Linked DNA regions of Mus musculus: region 2 is linked to region 1. A link is a contact called in ENCODE Hi-C or POLR2A ChIA-PET data. All regions are on one chromosome and are shown on one strand. The core of a region is the stretch at or near the end of the contact, and the rest is flanking DNA. Distances in the headings are between cores, read along the strand shown.

Region 1 (4,512 bases), core at 545-3,044:
GGTGTGGCTCAGTCCTAACCCACACCTTTAACCCAAGAGCTTTCTGTTTGTTGTAAACAGGATTAAATGAAGTCAACCATAGGTCAGGAGGTGGAGCAAGTAACCAGCTGACAGGGAGTGAACACAGGACAAAACTATAGAGAGCAAGAAGTCAGGAGGACTGATAGATGCACAGGAAGTAGAAGGGAGGGACATCAAGTTGAGGGGCATATTGGACAGCATGGAGAAGAATTGCCTTTTGGGATGTCAGCCTTAGAGCATTTAGCTGGGTGCTTTCTCTGCCTCTCTTAGCTAGCAAGCTTTCACCCCAGAATCCGGCTCATGAGTCTTTATTGGTAAAATCTAATGTTTGAGATTTTGTTAAAAGCAACAAATCACTATCTTTTCTATTTGGTTTTGGGGAGAGTTGTTGACTGGTTTGTTGGGATTGTCACACTGTATTCCATGGCCTTGGTTTCTGGTAATACTGCCACAGAGACAAAGCCTTCAATATTTGGGCCTTTGGGGAACATTAAAAATTCAAACTACTGCAGGTGGGGATTTGCAGTAAAGAAATCACTAGTGACTTTAGAAAAGAATCGGAAGAAACCAAACTGCAGTAAGTCCAGACCTGAAGAGGAACTGAAGTAGTGGAGATATCTTGCAAATTGCAAAGTACAAAGGGCAGGCTATGAGGGGGAATGAAAACATGTTGAAGTGAGGGCTGGTGGTTGGGAGATTTGAAGTGGAAAGAGATTGAAGTTGTTTAAATGCTCATGAGAATAAGAGAAGATAGTAAACCAGAGAAACAAGACCCTGACCGCCATTTATATTGCACTAATTCTTCCTATCTCCACTTACTTTATTACCAATAGTGCTTATCATATAACTTACAATTTTTATTATTTGTGTTTCCTCCGAGCTCAAGAACAAACATTTCCTCCCTCCAGGATTTCTTTTGGGGGAGGACCTATTTTGTTCATTTATGACTCTAAGCAAGCTAGTAGAGCTAATGTGGCAGGTCCTTCATAACTGTTTGTCAAACAACTGAACGAATGGGTTTTCTAAGAAACCAAGAGGCGGAAGGACCTAGAAGGAGCCTCTAATACAGCGTGCACCTGCTTCCATAACTCTTACCCTCTTAAGGGTGAGGCAGATGTCAGTGACCCGTTAGCTTCCCACCTGTTGTAAGAAGTGTGAGCCAAGTTAGAATCTCAGAGTCATCTGGACGAAAAGCTGCAGAAAATACTCCTTGATATTGTACTGTGACGGGCATAGATTGTTTTCCATTTAGTTCACAACTGTGGTTTAAATACCTACACATAATCATCTTGCACTTATTGTTGTCTTTGAAATAGCTTAAGCCTACCTTTTAGGTTTTTGTAGTTGGATCCTTCCAAGCCTGGCACCGACATTTGAAACAAGCCTTTAAGTGGAGACTAAGCTCCGCTTGGCTAAGTCCCAGGTGCTTTAGTGAAAGATTGTCACACACATTTCTTGAGGTCTTTAATCGGTGGGCTGTGGTGGTAAGACACGCCGGAAGAAAGCTGAATCCGAGAAAGGGGCCAGTGTGGACAAAGCTGAGGTAGACCGTCAGTCCAAGAAAGAGAACAGCACTGAAGAAAAAGACGTTCGTCGGTACAGAGGAAACTCTTACCTTTCTACTTGAGCGCGCAAGAAGTGAGCCTAGCTGCGCCTGCGCGAATGGCCCAGGACGGCCTAGGGGGAGTGGCTGGGCTTCGGCTGGCGTCACGTGGTGCGCCGTCCATCCGCCCCGCCCGGTCCTCCGCGGCCGCCCCGCCCCACCCCGCCCCTTTCCCGCCGGGACGCTGGGAGCCGCCCCAAAGTAAGCTAAGCCTCCCGGGTAAGTGTCCGCGAGGGGCGCGCGTCGCCTCGACCCGGACGGGCCCAGGAGGGGCGCGGGCAACCTGTGTTGTGGGGCTGAGGGGACAAGATGGCGGCGGAAACCCTTCCACCTCCTCCCTCACCTGGGCGTGTGACCGGGGGAGGGGAGCCGCGAGGTGGACTGAGGAGGCCGGGCCAGGGTGGGGAGGGTCGAGCTGGCCCCGGGGCAGTGAGGGTCGTGGGACTGGGACAGACCTCAGGCCGGGCCGGGGTTAGGGTCGGGGCAGAAGACTGTCTCTAGGGGGTAGCCGAGCCTACTGGAATGTCCCTACTGCACGAGTGAGGGGTCCTCAGAAGCTGCTGCTTGCCTGCATTTGGCAGTTAATCACTTTCAGCATCTTTCCCTCCAGGGCTTTACCACACTTTCCATGAACCTAGATTCAGGCATTAGCTATCTCAGGGAAGCATGGAGGTAAAAAAAAAAAAAAAAAAAAAAAAAATTTTTTTTCTTCCCATTTTACAAATGTTTACTTGAGGCCTCAGGTGCAAACCGAAGGCCTCTCTCACCTGAGAGCCTCCTACCTCAGCGTCCTTGCCTCTGTACTTTATTAGCACTCCCCTCTGCTCAGATTTGCAGTCCTGCACACAGAAGCAGGTTAGAGTCAGTAACTGACTCCAGAGAGTTTGGGGCTTGTTAGAAAGCAGCCAGAAAATTGCTCCCCAAGCAGCACCTGCTGCTGTCCCAAAGGCTCCCTCTAAGGAGGTCTCACTACCCCATGGGCTGCCTCCTGCTGCTGGTGGACTGTATTTCTCACGTGTGTCGCGTTATTGTCTGTGGAATAGCAATTTGCTACAATCATCTTCCTGAACAGAAAATAATTCCCGGCTGCAATTTACAGATTTATTTCATCCACATCACATGGGAGAAGAGTGAGATAGATGCTGTGGACGTTTATAAATGGGAAACTTGAGGCTCAAAGAGATGATTGCTTAGCCTGATCACTTGCTGGTAATGTGGCAGATTTCTGATTTAAGATAGAAAAATAAGCACAGCACTAACCCACCCTGTCCTATGTAGGTGCTTTGAATTGGTAAATTTTTTTTCCTGTTAAGCATGACTTTCTGCAAGATGCTTGCAGATTGATTTACAACAAATACACCAAAATGACTTGAGAATGTCCATTGACATCCAAATATCTTTAGTACAAGAGCCATTTTAAAATGTCATGTGGGAAATTATGTTGGTGGGAAAAAGTGTGATGTGGCTTTTTTCCTTTGGTTTCCATCATTTGGATACGATCCATGTCATAAAACTAGCAGAAATAATGTTTCTACAAGGAACTGCTTCTCGTTCGTCATAACCCTTAAGCAAATGCCCCATCCTTCCTCTTTCTTCATTCCCTTGAGCTGCATTTGTAAAATTCTCTCCTGTTAGTCTGTTTAGGCTGCTATAACAAAATTATCTTAAACTAGAAAATGTATAAAAATAGTGATTGGTTTCTCACAGTTCTGCTGGGGAAGTCTAAGATGAAGGTGGTAGCTGATTCTGTGTTTGGTGATAGATAACCTGCTTCCTGATTATAGATGATACCTTCTTTACCCTTACATGAGGAAGAATGGGGGTTTTCCTTTAACCTCTTTTAAAAGGGCATCGTCCCATTTATGAAGACCCTCACTCTTAATTACCTCCCAAAGTATTCACCTAACACTATCAATACTATACTTTGGAAAGCTAGGGTTTCAACATGAATTTTGAGGGGACATAAACATTGAGCACATAGCACTGTGATTAAATTCCTGATGTGTTATGTCAAAACCAGGGTTGCTATATAAATGTTTTATAAATAACTTCGGTGGCTAGGTTCCCAAGGTGTTACTGTTTTACACACATTCCCCCCTTTCCATTGTGCTCCATAGATCTTAAGAATCAATGAGGATTGACTTGATAGTGAACCTTCATGAGTGCTATGTAGGAATGATTTAAAGATAAGGGGATGGAGTTCTGATGCTTTCTTTTCATCTTCATGCACCCCCTCTCCCCCAACCCAAAGCACTTTAAAAAGAAAAGCAGAAATCATTTGTGGATTACCTGTAAATATTCTTGAATCACTAGAAATGGATGATGTCGGGGTTAGGGGAATTTCTCAGTAGGTAGAGTGCGGTGTAAGCATTTAAGTTCCTGAGTTCAGCTCCTCAGCACTCATGTCAAAGTCAGGCACATGGGAGCACATCTGTAATCGCAGTGCTGGGAACGCAGATGTAGAAGGATCTCTGGGAGCTCCCTGGTCAGCAAGGCTAGCTTAACTCACTGAGAGACCTGTACCCACATTTCCCTACTAAAAGGTAGAGGGACTGGAGAGATAGCTCAGTGGGTAAAGGGCTTGACTGGGGTTTGAGTCCCACAAGTCACTTAAGAGCCCGATGTAGCAGTATACATCTGTAGCCCCAGTACTGGAGTGATGGTGGTTGTGGCAGAGACAGGTAGATCCCAGAGGGCTTGGTGGATAGCCAGTTGAGGTGAAACAGGGAGCTTCAGGTTCAGTGAGAGACCTTGTCTTAAAAAACCAAACCAAACCAAACCAAACAAGATTGAGGAAGATACCAAATGTAGACCTCTGGCCTTCACATTTGCACATGCATGCATACACATGTTATCCCTTCCTTTCAACACATGCAAACAATAAGTGA
Region 2 (4,512 bases), core at 1,121-3,620, 140 kb before region 1:
TTTTGAACTTAACACTTACTTTTTTTTTCTAACCTGTTCTCCTCACAACCCAGCATCCTTCCTCTTCTAAAGCCGTTAGCAGCCTTGCTGCCCAGGCCACAGCTCTGGCCTCCTCTGAGCAGTCAGGCTCAGATAGGCTGGAATAGGCAGCACCTTCACCTTGTGCAGAGACATGGTGATGGACTCAGCCATGGACCCTTGGTGTACATCCCTTCCTCTGATCCTCACAGAAAAGAAGCAGCAACTGTGACCTTCCACCAACAGCTGCACAAAGTAGGCTCTGGGCTTAGGGTTTGCTCAAGTTGTTATAGGGAGTTGAGTTCCAGAGCTAGGATTCAAAGCTCTGCTTCCCAAATGCATGCTTGTCTTTGAGAAGGACAGCAGACATGGCACTGGATAAGTAACTCTCTTCTCCTGGTCAGGTTTTGTCACCCCTCTGAGAAATGAGGCTGTTGGTGCTCAGTGCATCCAACTGTCCCCTTTCTCAGAGAGTCCATGAAAAACAACAACAACAACAACAACAACAACAACAACAACAACATCCCAATGCTGTTATTCATAGCCTCTGTCCCCACTGAAGGCAGCTTGGAATCTTGGGGAATAGAGGACTGTAGGGTATCCATATGAGGCCACATCCAGTTAACTCCTTGTGGGTGGCCATGAGCTAGATAAAAGCTGCTGTCCCTCAACACAGGCAGAGAGCCTGAGGCTTTCTCACGCAGTCTTACATAGATATAAGTGTATGGGTAGCCCAAGGCATCCCCTCCCTATATGCTGCCTTAACCACTGGCCTGGGATCTGAGGATTACAGACAGGCCTCACACTGGCTCTGATCAGCAATTATAACCAAGAAGATCTAAGAAATACAATGGATATGCCCTCCCCACCGCAGCCCCAGCACATACTCTGCCTAGAGAAACCAGCATAATAACAGCCTTGACCAGCACAGTCTCCCATCAATCCCAGGAAGGTAGTCTGGGGCCCTGGGGCTCACAGAGAGTCTTTCTACAGCTACCCAGCAGTTAAGGGGCTTGGCTGGATGCCTTCCCAGGCCTGCACTTAGCGATACCCCCCTCCCCAGACTGTTTGTCCACTTGCTGTTGCAGGGTCACTGAGCCTGCACCCAGAGACAGGGCTGTAGAAGGAGCAAGATACAGCCTCTGTTCTTGGAGAGTTTATAGTTCAGAATGAGGCCCCAGACAGGGTTTAATAACAGAGGGTTAAAAAGCTGTCGCTACAGGAAGTGAAGTGTCAGAGAGCGGCTGCGGCATCTGCTGTTGAATGAAAGGCTGGCTGGCCAACTGAAAGAGGAAGCTGTTTAGAGAGCAGGAGAGGACAGGAGTGATTCGAAGAGGTAGGCCTTGAGACAGGGGTCCAGAGGGCAAAGAAAAGCCTCCTTTAAGCAGGGAGGTAGTGGTGCACGCCTTTAATCCCAGCACTTGGTGGGTTTAAGGCCAGCCTAATTTACAGAGTGAGTTTCAGGACAGCCAGGGACACAAAGAGAAACCCTGTCTCAAAAAACAAACAAAACAAGACAATCTCTCCAATTGTTGTGTGGCTGTTTCTACCTGTGACTAAGGCCACCCTGTCCCTCAGTTCTTAGACAGAAAACAGGCAAAAAGGAGATGGAATCTCAATGCCAGGCAGGGTGTCAGGCAGGGTGTGGGAGCGAATCTCTTCTAGGCCACACTGGGAAAGGCCTGAATCAATAGAACAGATTCCTGAGTCTAGGACAAAGTTGGGTACTGAGTAAGGTTGGGGCTGGCCAAGCTATAACACCGGAGGGGCTGGTTGTCCAGGGTTACAGTTAGGCAGAGCCAACATCCTGAAGGTTTTTTCCTCTGCTCTTACTGTGTGTTCTTGTCTGCTCTTACTGTGTGTTCTTGTCCCTGTCTCCTGGGAGATGACCTTGGTTCAAGCGCTGGCCTTGAGTTGTTAAAGAACAGCGACCCCTGGAGGTCAATAGGATGTAGCGGTGGAAATCAGCACAAGCACCTCTGAAACCCTGAGCCTGGGCCAGGAAGCAACCATTCTTTGTTTGGTGTAAGACTCTAGAGCTTCCTGTGGTGGCTTCTGCTCATTAGTGAAGCTGCCCCTGTTCAGACACTTAAATGATAGGAACAGATGAGAAGACCTGGCATGGAGGTGCCATATGATGCCAGTATGCCCCAGTCCTCTAATTCTGCTCGCCCTTTTTCAGCCCTCAGCGCCCTGATCCTGAGCTGTGCACCCCGGGACAAGCTCAGTATTTGGTACTTTCAAGCAAATCCTCTGGAGAGCTCAGTGCTCTCAACTGGACTCCAGGGTGTATTCTTCCAGCGCAGAGGAAATGGTGTCGCTGCGCAACAGTTCTGACCTTCCTACTCAAATCCCATTGAGTTCAGTCTAGAGGTACGGGAAGATGGGGAGGCCTCGTGGCTCTTCAAACTTCCAGAGTTACGACTCTGCCAGGCGCAGAGAAGGGGTATTGGCGTCTGCTGTGCTAACACGTTTCCAGACTAAAACCTTTTTTATGAGCCTCATGACTCAGGTATCTTGTGTTGAGAAATGAGAAGCAACTGGAGTCCACCAGCCTGGGAATGGATGAGACATGGAAGCAGAAAGGAGGAGACTAGACGAGATCGTGACACACATCGCTGCCGTACACTAGAAATAGATGCATTGATACAAGCTTATATTTGGCAACATGTTATTATTTCTGGTGTTAATAAAATTGATATGCATGCAGCTTCCTCCCACTTCAGGTTAGACTCAAAATACATTTATACATTTATAACATGTTTTTACCTGCAAACTGGACATGAACTTTATAGAACAACGTATGTGTCTCACCTACATCATATGTCCTTCGATTAGCAAGTTTTAAAGACTCATATACATTTGAGATATTTTAGTGGTATTAAAAGATTTATTTTTATTTTATATCTAGGAGTGTTTTACCTGTGTGTATCTATGTGCAGTGCCCGAGTAGGGTTCCAGACCCCTGGTACTGGGCTAACAGACAGTTGTGAGCCACCGTGTGGTGCTGGGAATTGAACTTCCATCCTCTGGAGGAGCAGACAGTGTTCTTAACCACTGAGCTATCTCTTCAGCCTAGTGGTATCAACACTTTCTAATTTAATTTAAATTTTTATTTACAGGAAATAATTAACTTGGTTCCAATGTCAAATGTACAAAACTATACGTGTTCAAACTTAGTCCAGATAAATTTATGTTATATTTTTGTTTATGAGCCTAGCTGTTACCGATGTGTTTATAAAAAGTTTGGTGGATGTGTAGTGAGGTGTGGGGGAAGGGAGTGTCTCCAAGAGCCCATGCTGAGGCATCCCTTCCCCCTGAGGGATCAGCCACATGACTGATACAGTATAGAATAGAGTTTATTTAGGGTATGGGGAGGGGAGTTGAGAGGGTAGTAGAGACAGAGAAAGGCAGAGGGCGGAGAGTAGAGAAGAGGAGTGGAGGAGTAGAGGCCAGCCATGAGCTGGAGGAGAGATAGGAGGGAGGGGGATGGGGAGGGGGGGGAAAGGGTGAGGGAACAGAGAGGGACCAAGAAGGCAAGAGCAAGAGAGAGCACTGAGGTAGCAAGCAGCCCCCTCCCTTTTTTTTTTTTTTTTTTTTTTTTTTTTTGGGTTTTTTGAGACAGGGTTTTTCTGTAGAGCCCTGGCTGTCCTGGAACTCACTTTGTAGACCAGGCTGGCCTTGAACTCAGAAATCCGACTGTATCTGCCTCCCAAGTGCTGGGATTAAAGGTGTGCACCACCACCGCCCTGCAAGCAGCCCCTTTTATAGAGAGTCAGGCATACATAACTGTGAGGCGGAGCTAACTGTTGCAAAGTAACTGTGGGGCGGAGCTTAGACAAAATGCTAATAGTTACCATTTCTCCAGCCCTCAGTTTCTTTTTCATCTCTTCCACCATCTCTCCCCTTCTTTCTACTGTAGTGGCATCTTGCTGGGTTATCCTTCCATTCCTATCTGTTTTCAATATAAACTTTTACAAGTCAGACACACTTTTTCTTTTGTAAGAATTTGTCATCTATGAAGACAGACTTTCTTCTTTTTTTTTTAGTGCTGTTTAGTACTTTTCCTGCTTGAGCTTGTCTTTTTGTTTGTTTGATTAACCCATCGATTGACCTTCTGGCAGACAGATAAGCCAGACTGAGGAGGATGCTGTCTGGACTTTATCCTTAGAATGATCTGGAGCTGCGGATAAGTGCTATTTGGGCCTGAGGGAGTTTCCTCTGTGGAGTGACACACTTGTTTAGGATTTACATCCAAATAGTTTCAGACTGAAATACAATATGCAATTAATTGCAGGGCCTTTTGTAATGGGAAACAGGCAGATCTCCACAACTTCAATGTTTTTGTTTTTCTCTCAAAGAGGAAAGGAACATTCTCAGCTTAAAGATGTTTAGAGTGGTCACAGGGGCAGGAGAAAGACTGCATGGTCCACAGGCTCTGCTGAGAGCCTGTAAGTTCTGAGCAGGGAAGGGAGGGCCCTGGTTGGACAGCCT

The links. Hi-C counts contacts between places; a loop is a spot of excess contacts on that map. ChIA-PET counts read pairs that join two places held with the same protein, here RNA polymerase II (POLR2A).
Region 2: a loop to region 1 is called in a map of T-helper 17 cell, with 2.1 times the contacts of the local background. The contact joins the enhancer-like site here to the promoter of Scaper in region 1. A Hi-C loop is called at or near these places in 1 of 37 maps with a recorded cell type or tissue (T-helper 17 cell). POLR2A ChIA-PET finds 5 or more read pairs at or near these places in 2 of 5 experiments (both embryonic stem cell).

The regions. Positions count from the first base shown.
Region 1 is chr9:55,935,401-55,939,912 of GRCm38, reverse strand. It overlaps Scaper (S phase cyclin A-associated protein in the ER), which reads left to right and starts at 1,794. Exons shown (of 33, transcript NM_001357652.1): 1 at 1,794-1,843.
Region 2 is chr9:56,072,854-56,077,365 of GRCm38, reverse strand. No RefSeq gene overlaps it. Among named protein-coding and RNA genes, the nearest start is that of Pstpip1, 15 kb to the left of the region's middle. Within about 2 kb of position 2,370, at least 1 of the 3 ENCODE cell types and tissues checked has a DNase peak (open chromatin) inside an H3K27ac peak, as active enhancers do.